3 separate regions of the Homo sapiens genome follow, and regions 2 and 3 are each linked to region 1. Evidence: chromatin contacts called from ENCODE Hi-C or POLR2A ChIA-PET data. All regions are on one chromosome and are shown on one strand. Each heading gives the region's core, a stretch centred on a gene start or an enhancer-like site at or near the end of the contact. The rest is flanking DNA. Distances are from core to core; before and after follow the strand shown.

Region 1 (3,925 bases), core at 734-3,233:
AGTGGCACTAATAACAGATCCTTTATTTTAAGGTTTAAGGTGAAGTGGTTATTGTAGGAAATTTGATATGTGGTTTTTTTTTTTTTTTTTTTTTTTGAGACAGAGTTTCGCTCTTGTTGCCCAGGCTGGAGTGCAATGGCGCGATCTTGACTCACCGCAACCTCGGCCTCCCAGGTTTAAGCGATTCTCCTGCCTCAGCCTCCCGAGTAGCTGGGATTACAGACATGCACCACCACCCCGGCTAATTTTGTATTTTTAGAAGAGACGGGGTTTCTCCATGTTGGTCAGGCTGGTCTTGAACTCCCGACCTCAGGTGATCTGCTTGCCTCGGCCTCCCAAAATGCTGGGATTACAGGCGTGAGCCACCGTGCCCGGCCTTTTTTTTTTTTTTTTTTAACGATTGACAATCCCATAGGCAAATCAAGAATTTGTAAAAATTTGGGTGCTTTGAAGAGTTCTATAGCAAAGTGTTTGGACAAGATGCTCTTTAAGGGTCTATCCAATTTAAAAGTAATATTATTTATGGCCGGGCACGGTGGCTCACGCCTGTAATCCCAACACTTTGGGAGGCTGAGGAGGGCAGATCACCTGAGGTCAGGAGTTCGAGACCAACCTGACCAACATGGAGAAACCCTGTCTCTACTAAAAATACAAAGTTAGCTGGGCGTGGTGGCGCGTGCCTGTAATCCCAGCTACTCGGGAGGCTGAGGCAGGAGAATCGCTTGAACCAGGGAGGCCGAGGTTGCAGTGAGCCGAGATTGCGCCATTGCACTTCAGCCTGGGCAACAAGAGCGAGACTGGGTCTCAAAAAAAAAAATTCTAAAAATTATACACAATATCATTTAGTATATGAAATTCCAATTAGCAAAGGATAAGAGCTTTGCCTGAAGGAGACACAGAAAAACCCAGAGTGAGTATTGAGAGTAACTGGAGGGACACAGGGAGTATTTGTCATTTTTCAGAATTAGAAGTGCATTTGTCCTTGTGTGTGTTGGGGGTGGAGGTGAAGGGTGCAGGAGAAGGATGGGTACTGGCAAAGTCGCTACTCACTGAGCAAATTTTCAAGCGGGTGCCTTTCCCAATTTTGTTGAGCCTCTGATAAAAACACGTTGAAGTAAAATGTCCACTATAGTATCAAGTAAAAATTGAGACCGTAAGATATAGCAAAGGGAGTCAATTTGCATAGCCCATTTTAATGCTTCTACTTTCTCTAACCAATCTGAAGACTCAGTTGTTCCCACTCCCATCTCCACTTTCCCTTTCATGCCTCCAAATGTTAAACTCCAACTATTGTAGCATTTTAACACATGGCTCCATTTGTGTCTATTTCCACCTAGCGTATTGTGAATATTTTCTACAGGCGCACACTAATCACCAACTGAAGTGAGAATCACATTTTCCTCCACTTGGCTTGGTACTACAGGTCTTGAAGCAAAAGCCTGTATTTCAGTCTGAGGAGTTCTACTTGCTTGAGAAAGTACTGTTGTTACCAAGTGGTCTCGTTCAGTGGGGTAAAGATTTTTGTTTTAGAGGCTGGAGCCGGTCTGCAAATAAAAGATGGCTTAGGAGAAAAGCTATCCAATGTTTTTTCCTTGGCCCGCATAGGTTGACGGTAGCCAAGCTGGTACTTGGCTTGGAGTGAAAAGTGGAGGCTGCCTGGGGGCGTCCTGCAGTCAGGGCAGAGAGAGTGTGGAGAGCTGTTGGGAGGTGTCCCACCCACGCCCCCACAAGGAGGGGAAACCAGGTCGCCGCGGTCTGCAGCAGAACGCCAGGTTCCAGAGGACGGCAGGCGGAGGGCGGAGGGAGAAAGGCGCGCGAAGGCGCGGAGGAGGCGTCGGCTGCGGCGCCCACTCCCCCTAGTCCCAGCGCCCTGCCGCTCGCCTCCCGCTGCCGGGCGCCGGCGCGCTCGGCTCTTTCCGCCGCCGCCGCTGCCGCGCGGTGGCCCGTGCGCCTCGGCACCTTCGGCAATTTCCGTCGGGCCCCAGCCGCCATTTTCTCGCCGCTTGTGTGGCTCGCTGGCTGCGTGGCTCGGTTCTTGTGAGCGAAGCTTTGTCCGGTTCGGCAATGGACGGGTATGTAATCGGGCCGGCGAGAAGGTGTGTGTGAGAGAGGAGTTGGACCGTCCTTCGGCCCGGTCCCGGGCCGGGGAGAAACCCTCCCGCGGCCCCTCCCAGGGCTGGGCTGCCGTTACCCAACCCCCGCCCCATCGCACACACCCCTCCCTTTGCTTCCCCCGGCGGGCTTTGGTCGAGAAAATGAGAAGAAAGCGGGCTTGGAGGCTGGGGAGGCATAGGGGCGATGGCGGGGGTGAGGATCCCGGAGTGGGAGCGGGCACCGGCTTGGCGGCGGGGGATGGGGTGGGAACCCCATAACGTCTCCCCGGTCTGTCCCTGCCCCCTCTAGGAGCCATTTCGATCCGTACCTTGGGACCCGACCCTTGGGTTAGCGGTGCCTGTGAGAGCGAGTGGGATGGGCAGAGACAGGCCTTTGGATTGGGGGAGCCTCTAGGGGAAGAGGAGAGAGGCACCCCATGTGGACCCCAGCCATGAGCAACCTCTCCGGCCTCGCCCGGCCCTCCGTGGTCGGGAGAGATGCCGGTGGCGGGAGCTCCGGGGAAAGCCTAGTGGGAGCCGCTGGGGAAGGGGGGAGGGCGTGCGGCGGCGGGAGGAAGGGGGAGGGCAGATGTCATACTCCTTTGTTTTCATTTGAGTCTGGTAGTGGGGGCGGGAGGGAGGAAAAAATGCCTTTTTGTGGGGACTGAAAACATTCAAGGCTTGGCAAAAGGGCCCAGAAATTAAATCATCTAAAAAACGAAGTGTTTGAAGCCGACATCAGTCACATGGGCAAAGGCCAACAGCAATGGCAGAAACAAGAGCAGATAGTCAACAAAGGGCTATCTCTTTAGCTACTTTGGTCAGTTTCTGGAAAAACGACTATAAAAACCCAGAACCATGCTGCATCTTTGCGAACCTGAGTCAAGACGGAATGCTGAGTGAGGTGAGAGGCAAGACTGTGAAATGGTAGGGACCGATGTCTCGCTCATATGCTTCACACCTGAAAAGACTCAGTAATTTAACTCAATGTTAGAAAGGGGGCACGCTTAAGGTCAAAAATACAGCAGTATGCAGCTCTTTTGGGAGTGTAAACATAGTATCATTTAACAAGTACATTTATTAAAATCAGTGAGTATTTGAAGAATCAACAATTTGGTTAAGCGCCTAGAGTTTGGTGTGTTTTAAAAGGTACTAAAAACAAGATTTTATAAAAGTTAACACAGTCTCACAGAATTCAAATCATCCTAGATGTTACCTAAAGATTATTTTCCAGATGAAACAAATCCAGAGAAGTTCAGTATTCCCCCCAGATCAACACGGAAATTGATGTCAAAACTTGCACTAGAATTCATGTTTCCTGATTCCTGGTTCCTGTGGAGACTACTAAAGAGTTTAAGCGTTAAATTATTAATCTCAGTATACTGGCATTGTAGAAATGGCATAGTGTTTTGGGTTTTGTTCTTTTTGGCTATTGAATGTGTTGTTAAAAAATACCACAAGTTGTCTCACATTTGAAAGTTACTTTTAGAAAACCAGGTTGGTAACAGTACAGGTAAGTCACGGATCATCTGTGGTATTTTTTATCCCCATCTGTGTGTGAGTGGCTGGAAGATTTATGAATGATGGACTATCCTAAAAAGTTTTAGAGCCAAAGAGTGAGTGATTAGAAGAATAACAGGAGGTTGAAACTACTTATTTTTTCTTTGCAGAATCGTCACTGAGGTTGCAGTTGGCGTGAAGGTAGGAAAATACTATGTTTGAAACTGGGATTGTTGGATCTATTATCATAATTACTGGAAAATTTTAGCTTTTGCTTTTGAAAACTATAACGTAGCTAACAAAACCCAAGTGTAAAATGTTTCCTTTCATTT
Region 2 (3,925 bases), core at 526-3,025, 350 kb before region 1:
TTAATCAAGGTGTAAAACAATTTTCATTGGAGAATAGTCTTTTCAAAAAATGGTGCCAGAACAATTGGATATCCATATACCAAGTAAGTACTCCTATCCACAATATTGAAAAAGTAACTCAAAATGAATAATATACCTAAATGTTAAACCGAAAGCTATAGAACTTCAAGAAGAAAAGATAAAAGAAAATCTCTGTGATGGTATTTTAGAAAAAGAATTCCTAAATACAATACCAAAGTCACAATCCAAAAAACAAAAAGTGGTACATTGGATTTTATGAAAATTAAAAACTTCCCCTCTTCGAAAAACACTATTAAGAAAGTAAAAAAGACAAGCCACAGACCAAAAGATAATGTTTGTAAATCACAAACAAAGTGACTTGCAAATTACTTATCTGATAAAGGATGTGTATCTACAATATGTAAATAACTCTCAAGACGTAATTTGAAAAAAATCATTTAAAAAATGGACAAAAGATTTAAGTAGACACTTCATCAGCAAACATGTGTGGATAGCAAATAAGCACATAAAAAGATATTCAACATCATTTGTCACTAGGAAAATAAAAATTAATCACATTGAGATACTACTACATACCTATTAAAGTGGTTACAATTTAAAACACTGACCAAATATTCACAAGGACAGAAAAACTAGAATACTACTACACAATAAAAGTAATAAACTATTAATACATGCAACATGGATAAGTCACAAAATAACTATGCTGAATGAAAACAGCTGGACAAAAAAGAGTACACATTGTAAAGTTCTATTATACAAATTCTAGCAAATAAAATCCAATCCGTAATGACAGAAACTAGATTAGTAGTTTCCTGAAAATGGAAGAAGGTAGGGATAAAAAGGAAGAAGGCATTAAAAAGAGTCCCAAGCAATCCTTGGAGGTTGATGCCAATGGTCATTATCTTTCTGGTGGTAATAATTTCATATGTGTAGGATACATATGACAAAACTTATCAACTGTATTTGAAAATTATTGTATGTCAATTATATCTTAACATTGTTTAAACATTGATAGGTATTTAAGAATATAAGAAAAAGGAAAAATTCAGGAAATAGTAAACTCCAAAAAATTCAAAAAGTAATACAAGAAAGAAGCTATTATCACAGTACACTATTTGATTCACCAATGAATATTTCAATAACTATGGAAATATAAATCTGAATATTTATTTAACCCAAATTATGATAGGGCTTTTTCTAGAAAAAGGAAAAGGGAGACTTGGAACACGGATGGGTTGGAGGAACATCTAAGAGAGTTAATTATCTTAATAGACTATAACAAGAAGTCAAAAGATAACCATAAAACTACAAAATCAAGAAATATATGATATGCAGATTATTTAGAGACATAGCGGTAAGAATCAGAAGCAATGACTGAAAGAGTTGAAGCCATTTACTTCTTGAGAGGACTGGGGAATAGAAGTAGTAAGGAAAAGGACCACTGATTTTAGCACACACTCATATACACACAGGCACACACGTACATGTGTATATAACCTATGGTGCCATTTCATTTGACTTAACAAATAGATCATAGGCAATGCTGCGTGAATATTTTTCTATTTCTGTATAACCCAGACTTCATGATTGAATGGTAAACATGCCTTGGAAGTTAGAGAACACAAATTGCTCTGGATACAGTTTAGAGATATATCTCTCCTGGAGCCATTTGCTTACATCCCAAGGGTAATAAACAGAAACAACTTACCCCTTTCTTCCAGAGATATTTGCTTACAATCCAGAGTAATTCTCTCCCTTCTGCTGAGATTTGTTTACAGAGTAAAGTTTTGTCTCTCTTTCTAGTGGGAGAAGGGGTACATGTACCAGCTGCCCAATATAGCACTAAGTCTCATGATTTCAGGGTTTTTCTCCTGTGTGCCAAACCCTAGCACATGCACGTAAACATCTGGGCCTCATCAAGTTCCTTTGTGGAGAATTGGGGCACAGATAACCTTAAAACCACACAAGCATATTATCTCACAGTTTCTATGAATCAGAGGTTTGAGTATGGGTTGGTTGGATTCTCTGCTAGGGTCTCACCAGGCTGAAATCAAATGGTTACAATTTAAAAGACTGACCAAATCAAATATTCACAAGGACAGAAAAACTAGAATACTACTACACAATAAAAGTAATAAACTATTAATACATGCAACACAGATGAGTCATAAAATAACTATGCTGAATGAAAACAGCCAGAAAAAAAGAGTATAGATTGTAAAGTTCTATTATACAAATTATAGCAAATAAAATCCAATCTGTAGTGACAGAAAGTAGATTAGATGTAAGGTTTCAAGATCACTTTTAAGATAACTGGTTGTTGACAGTACTGAATTCCTTGCAGTTGTATGACTGAGTTCTTATTTTCTTGTTGGTTGCTGAACAAGAACCTCTCTCAGCTTCTAGAGACCACTCTCAGGTCTTTGCCACACAGCCCCCTCCATAAGCAGTTAATGAGGTAATTTGCTTCTTAAAGGCCAGCAAGGAAAATCTCCCTCATGCTTCTGATCTCTTTTTTTAAGAAGGGTCCAGTTCCTTGTAAGTACTTGCCTGAATAAGTCAGGTCCACCCAGAATAATGTCTCTTTTGATTAAATCAAACTCGACTAATTTTGGATGTTAATTACATCTGAAACTCATTTCATCTTTGTCTTATAATGTATTCTAACCATGGGAGTGAAATCCTTTATAGTCACAGTCTCAGTCACACTAAAGGGGAGAGGTTGATGCAGGCTGTGTATACTAGAGTACAAGGAATTGTGGGAGCCATCTTAGAGTTCTGGGTGCCACATTCTACGATTCAGCATACCTATAGACACAGGTCCAAAGAGGCAAGTACAAGGATGCTCATCACAACCTTGTTGGTAACATAAAAACTCATTACCTCCTGATATGTTCTGAATGTTTGTATCCCCACAAAATTTATATATTGAAACCGAATGCCAGTATGATAGCATTAAGAGATAGACATTTGGGAGGTGAATAAGTCATGAGGCCAAAGCTCTCATGAATGGGGATTGTGCCCTTATAGAAGCGGTTTGAGGGAGTTTGTTCTCCCCTTCCACCATGTGAGGATAGAGCAAGAAGGTGTCTGCCATCTTTGAAGCAGAGACTAGGCCCTCACCAGTACCCCCAATCTGTTGGAGCCTTTATCCTGGATTTCCCAGCCTCCAGAACTATAAGCAATAAATTTCCATTGTTATAAATTACCCAGTCTAAGGTATTTATTATAGCAGCCTTAAAGGAGTAAGAAAGCTGTCATCCAAACGTCCAAAATAAGAAACATATAAATAAAATGAGAAATATTTTTATGTTGGAACATGACATAAAAGTTCAGCAGGAAAAATAAATAGGTAGGTAAATTATATGCATCTTAACATGCATATTTCTTGTTTCACTGAATATGGCAGTGAATGAAATAATAAAGTTAGGGGAATTTGGAGGAATTATGGTGGATGGGAGGCAGGACTAGACTGCAGCTCTCATGCAAACAGAGCAGTGTGTGGAAACTCACATCATGAACTTTTGCTCCAGAACTACTGCAGGGATAAACCAGAAAAGCTGAGAGAACTCACAGACCCTATGAAGGAAGTAGATTGCTCCTGCAGGACCCAGGAGACATCTCAAATATTGTGGGTGCCCAAGCTGTGGAAATAGGAAAGAGGAATTGTCCATCCCTGAACACACACCCTCACTGGGGAACCTGAAGGTCTAGATCATGGGAAAAGATTCTGGCCTTACCTGGACCTGAGTCAATTTAGAGAGCCAAGGGAAATACAGGGTTAACGAAGCAGTGGGAAACGTCCTGTGGACTCTCTGGGTCTCCTGGGAAGCCATTTCTGCCTTGTCTCACAGGGTTCCCTAGGGAGGGCTGCCAGAGGAACTGGGAAAGGTTGACAGGG
Region 3 (3,925 bases), core at 527-3,026, 310 kb before region 1:
GATCAGCAGCTACTTCCCATCAGTTGATTGGCTCATGTTCAAAAATAGCTGATGTCATAATCCCTAAAATGAAAAGGAAGACTGTCAGTGTCTTAGGCTGGATTCCCCAAAAGCAGATCTAGCGATAAGGATCTGAGCACAAGTAGTTCATTTGGGTGGTAATCTTAGGAAGCCCCAGTAGAGAAACAGGGAACTAAAACGTAGAAGGGAAGGGAGACCATGACATGTGCATTATAGCTGGCTGCAGTTGAGGCTCAGCCCCACTAGGCACTGCGAGAGACAACGTAGAGCATGCCTCAGAGTTATCCACTGCTGAGGGACAAGGAGGCTGCGTTTTTAATCCCCTAACCCTCATCTGTCATGGGCTACAGCCTGCCCTCAGTGGCACTTCAGACCTGTCAAGATAAAACGCCTAGGAGGAGCATAGCAGTATCTTGCAGTAGACACCATTGATGTGTAATGGAACAGTGGGAGTTGAAAGAATATGGGCAGGCCACAACAGCATCTGCCATAGTAAGTGTCTCAGAATGGTCCAGCTGTTGTCAGCCCAATAACCCCAGAAGTGCAGCCTAGAGGAGAGCGGGTTAAGCAGCATTTAAAACTTCTGGGCCGCAGTTGCTGCTTCCCCTTAATCTGACCAGATAGCTATTTCTATAAAATTCCTGTATAACCTCTTGATGCTAAAGATTAAAAAAAGAAAAAAAAAACTAAAAACAAGATGTTAATTGGCTTCAACTATGTGTGTCCAATCTCATTTTTCTCACTGACAGTTTGGGGTGGGATGGGGCACACGTTATACCTGGGTACCTGAGAATGGGCTCTAGGGGGGAAGCAGGCCAATGGGAAATCCTCATCCAAAAATGGAGCTTAGAGTTCACAAGCCCAAGCCAGAAGGGTACACATGCCTTAAAGCCCAACTGTACACAAAATCAAAAGCTAAGGAGGTCAGTTAAGAAGTAAGGGCTGGGCGCAGTGGCTCACCCCTGTAATCCCAGCACTTTGGGAGGCCAAGGTGGGCGGATCACGAGGTCAGGAGATCCAGACCATCCTGGCTAACATGGTGAAACCCCATCTCTACTAAAAATACAAAAAATTAGCCAGGCATGGTGGTAGGCACCTGTAGTCCCAGCTACTCTGGAGGCTGAGGCAGGAGAATGGCCTGAACCCAGGAGGTGGAGCTTGCAGTGAGCCGAGATCGCACCACTGCACTCCAGCCTGGGCAACAGAGCGAAACTCTGTCTCAAAAAAAAAAAAAATAGAAGAAGAAGAAGAAGTAAGGTCATGGCCGGGCGCGGTGGCTCACAGCTGTAATCCCAGCACTTTGGGAGGCCAGGGCGGGCGGGTCACGTGGTCAGCAGTTCAAGACCAGCCTGACCAACATGGTGAAACCCTGTCTCTACTAAAAATAGAAAAATTAGCTGGGCTTAGTGGCGGGTGCCCGTAATCCCAGCTACTCGGGAGGCTGAGGCAGAAGAGTCGCTTGAACCCAGGAGGCGGAGGCTACAGTGAGCTGAGATCTTGCCATTGCACTCTAGCCTGGGTGACAAGAGCAAGACTCCGGGAAAAAAAAAAAAAGAAAAAAAGAAAAAAAAGAAGTAAGGTCACCAAAGCCAATAGGCCTAAAGGCAGACCTAAAACTAGCTGCCTCAATCAAAGTAAAGTTAGATGCCACAACAAATAAACCCCTAATTCTCAGTGGTGTAACGTGAGAACTATTTCTCCTTCATGTAAAATCCACTACTCTTCCCACATATGACTCATGTTCCTTCTGTCTGTGGCTTCATCACTTACAAGTGGCTTGGATCTGCTGGATCCTCTAATTCTGGCTGACAGATCGGAAAAATAGAGGGTGAAAGACTAAGTGTGAAAGTATTACATGACAGGTCTGGAAATGGCACGCATTTCTTTGGCCTGGAAACCACTGGCAACAACTTAGTCACACTTCCCTCACGTAAATGCAGGGGGACTGGGAAACATAGATCCTGATTTAGAAGGAACTTCCTAGGAAAATCTCTGTACTGCGGAAGGGGAGCATGCTCTGGTAGAGAGTTAGTCATCTCTACCGCACAAGCCAAATCTAAACAGCTCAATAAGACAGGCATTACTGGAAGTGGAGCTCAGCAAGCTTGGACAAAATAAACCATGTGCCAATTCTTAAGCCAGCCAGAGACCAGATGCCTCTGGCATAGACATCCCTGCCAGTTAGGGCAAGATCCAGTTGATTAAGATACCGGAGTGGAATGAGCAATATGGGAAAACTGATCAATCAGAGAAAAAAAATCCCAGCATGAAAGCCACGATTTTTCCCCCTCCATTCCTCTCATCCAGAGATGGGCTGCCTGGCACAAAATTCAATCCGAATTTGAATTCTACTTAATATCAGCAATAGAATTTTTCATTGGCCTTGTTCTGCATTCAGTGATAAAAGCAGCACACAATTATTTTCGATTGGACCAATGAGATTGTGCTGAGAAGTCTCTGAAGACTGTCTGCTGAGTGCCAGTTGTTAATGAATCCCATTTGTCTTTCTTGATTAAGTCTGCTATTACCCCCGTTTAGTCCTGTCACCAACCCTTTAGCAAGAATTTTCATATCACTGTTTAGATGAGAAATTAGCCTATAAGAGCAGCACTCATCAATCAGGAGACAGTTTATTTAATACAGTTTACAGTTTATGAGTTCAAAAACTGTAGCCTCATACATTAGAAATGGATCCCTGTCCTAGACAGACAATCAGGGGGTTCAGTTCACTTGACAGGCATGGAGAAATGACTTTGAATGTGAGATATGCACTTAGAGAAGGGCTGCAGTATCACACGCCTGCAGCAGAGTATCAGGAGGCTTTCACTTCTGATTAGGAAATCCCCTTTGGTTTAAGCAAGTGCTTCATTTTAATACTTAACCATGCCTCCCTACAACACTGTGACCAGAAAATTCAAAATGAAATTTTAGAATAGAATCACTTCTTTGTGATACCAAATCTTTATTCTGGATTGCTATATCATTAAAACAGTTCGTGAAGAATATTTATCTGCTTCTTGAAATCATAAAGAGCAAGATATCCATGAAAATCTTCCTTTTGCAAAGAGTAGTGAGTGGCATTTCCTTTCAGTCACCAAAAGTAAAAAATTGCAGGAAAAAAGCCCCAGATCTTTGGCATTAACTGTATAGCTACATGACCATACAAAATGGATGATTTTGGCCCCCAGGAGAATTTTAGGAAGCCCAAATTGGCAGAATTTGTTGGTTATTTGATTGTATCAAAGACTGTGGCTGTTTTAAGTATTCTATTTCACATTATAAAGTATTGAACAAGCTAGATTTATGGAATTGCTTTCCATAATATTATTTCATTTGGGGCTATCATTTTAAATTCATTTTACCTATGACTCACTTTATTTTCCAAATCAATACTTTACCAACACAGTGTCATTTGTATATATGGTTAAGCTTAGAGAGGCCATAATTAGCAGACATTTACTAGTCACCCTCAACTCTGGCCCCCAGTTGGCCTTAAATCATAAATATTTTTTCTCAACTTTTTCATTTCAGAGGGTACATGTACATGTTTGCTACATGGATAAATTGCATGTCACTGAAGTTTGTAATACAAATGATCCCGTCACCCAGGTAGCGAGCATAGTACCTGATAGGTGGTTTTTTGATCCTTGCTCCTCTCTCTGCCTTCCCCGCTAGAAGGCTCCAGCATTGTTTCCATCTTTATGTCCGTGTGTATTCACTGTTGATCTCCCGCTTATAAGGGAGAACATGCAGCATTTGGTTTTCTATTCCTGCATTAAATTTTAAATCTAAGGCCGGGCACTGTAATCCCAGCACTTTGGGAGGCCGAGGTGGGCGGATCACGAGGTTAGGAGTTCGAGAACAGCCTGGCCAACATGGTGAAACCTTGTCTCTACTAAAGATA

What was found. Hi-C counts contacts between places; a loop is a spot of excess contacts on that map. ChIA-PET counts read pairs that join two places held with the same protein, here RNA polymerase II (POLR2A). Pooled maps may share reads with other maps.
Region 2: a loop to region 1 is called in a map of endothelial cell of umbilical vein, with 4 times the contacts of the local background. The contact joins the promoter of LINC01787 here to the promoter of PTBP2 in region 1. A Hi-C loop is called at or near these places in 5 of 168 maps with a recorded cell type or tissue (IMR-90, MCF 10A, chondrocyte and 2 more) and 9 of 50 pooled maps. POLR2A ChIA-PET finds 5 or more read pairs at or near these places in 3 of 52 experiments (AG04449, AG04450 and MCF 10A).
Region 3: a loop to region 1 is called in a map of mammary epithelial cell, with 4 times the contacts of the local background. The contact joins the enhancer-like site here to the promoter of PTBP2 in region 1. A Hi-C loop is called at or near these places in 2 of 168 maps with a recorded cell type or tissue (IMR-90 and mammary epithelial cell), 2 of 37 single-sample maps with no recorded cell type and 7 of 50 pooled maps.

The regions. Positions count from the first base shown.
Region 1 is chr1:96,719,801-96,723,725 of GRCh38, forward strand. It overlaps PTBP2 (polypyrimidine tract binding protein 2), which reads left to right and starts at 1,984. Exons shown (of 14, transcript NM_021190.4): 1 at 1,984-2,072; 2 at 3,764-3,794. The coding sequence starts at 2,065. RefSeq lists silencers at 1,750-1,949, 2,180-2,459.
Region 2 is chr1:96,372,350-96,376,274 of GRCh38, forward strand. LINC01787 (long intergenic non-protein coding RNA 1787) reads right to left here and starts at 1,776. Exons shown (of 6, transcript NR_110693.1): 1 at 1,733-1,776.
Region 3 is chr1:96,414,400-96,418,324 of GRCh38, forward strand. No RefSeq gene overlaps it. Among named protein-coding and RNA genes, the nearest start is that of LINC01787, 42 kb to the left of the region's middle. Within about 2 kb of position 1,777, at least 9 of the 41 ENCODE cell types and tissues checked have a DNase peak (open chromatin) inside an H3K27ac peak, as active enhancers do; they include mammary epithelial cell, where a contact is called at or near this core.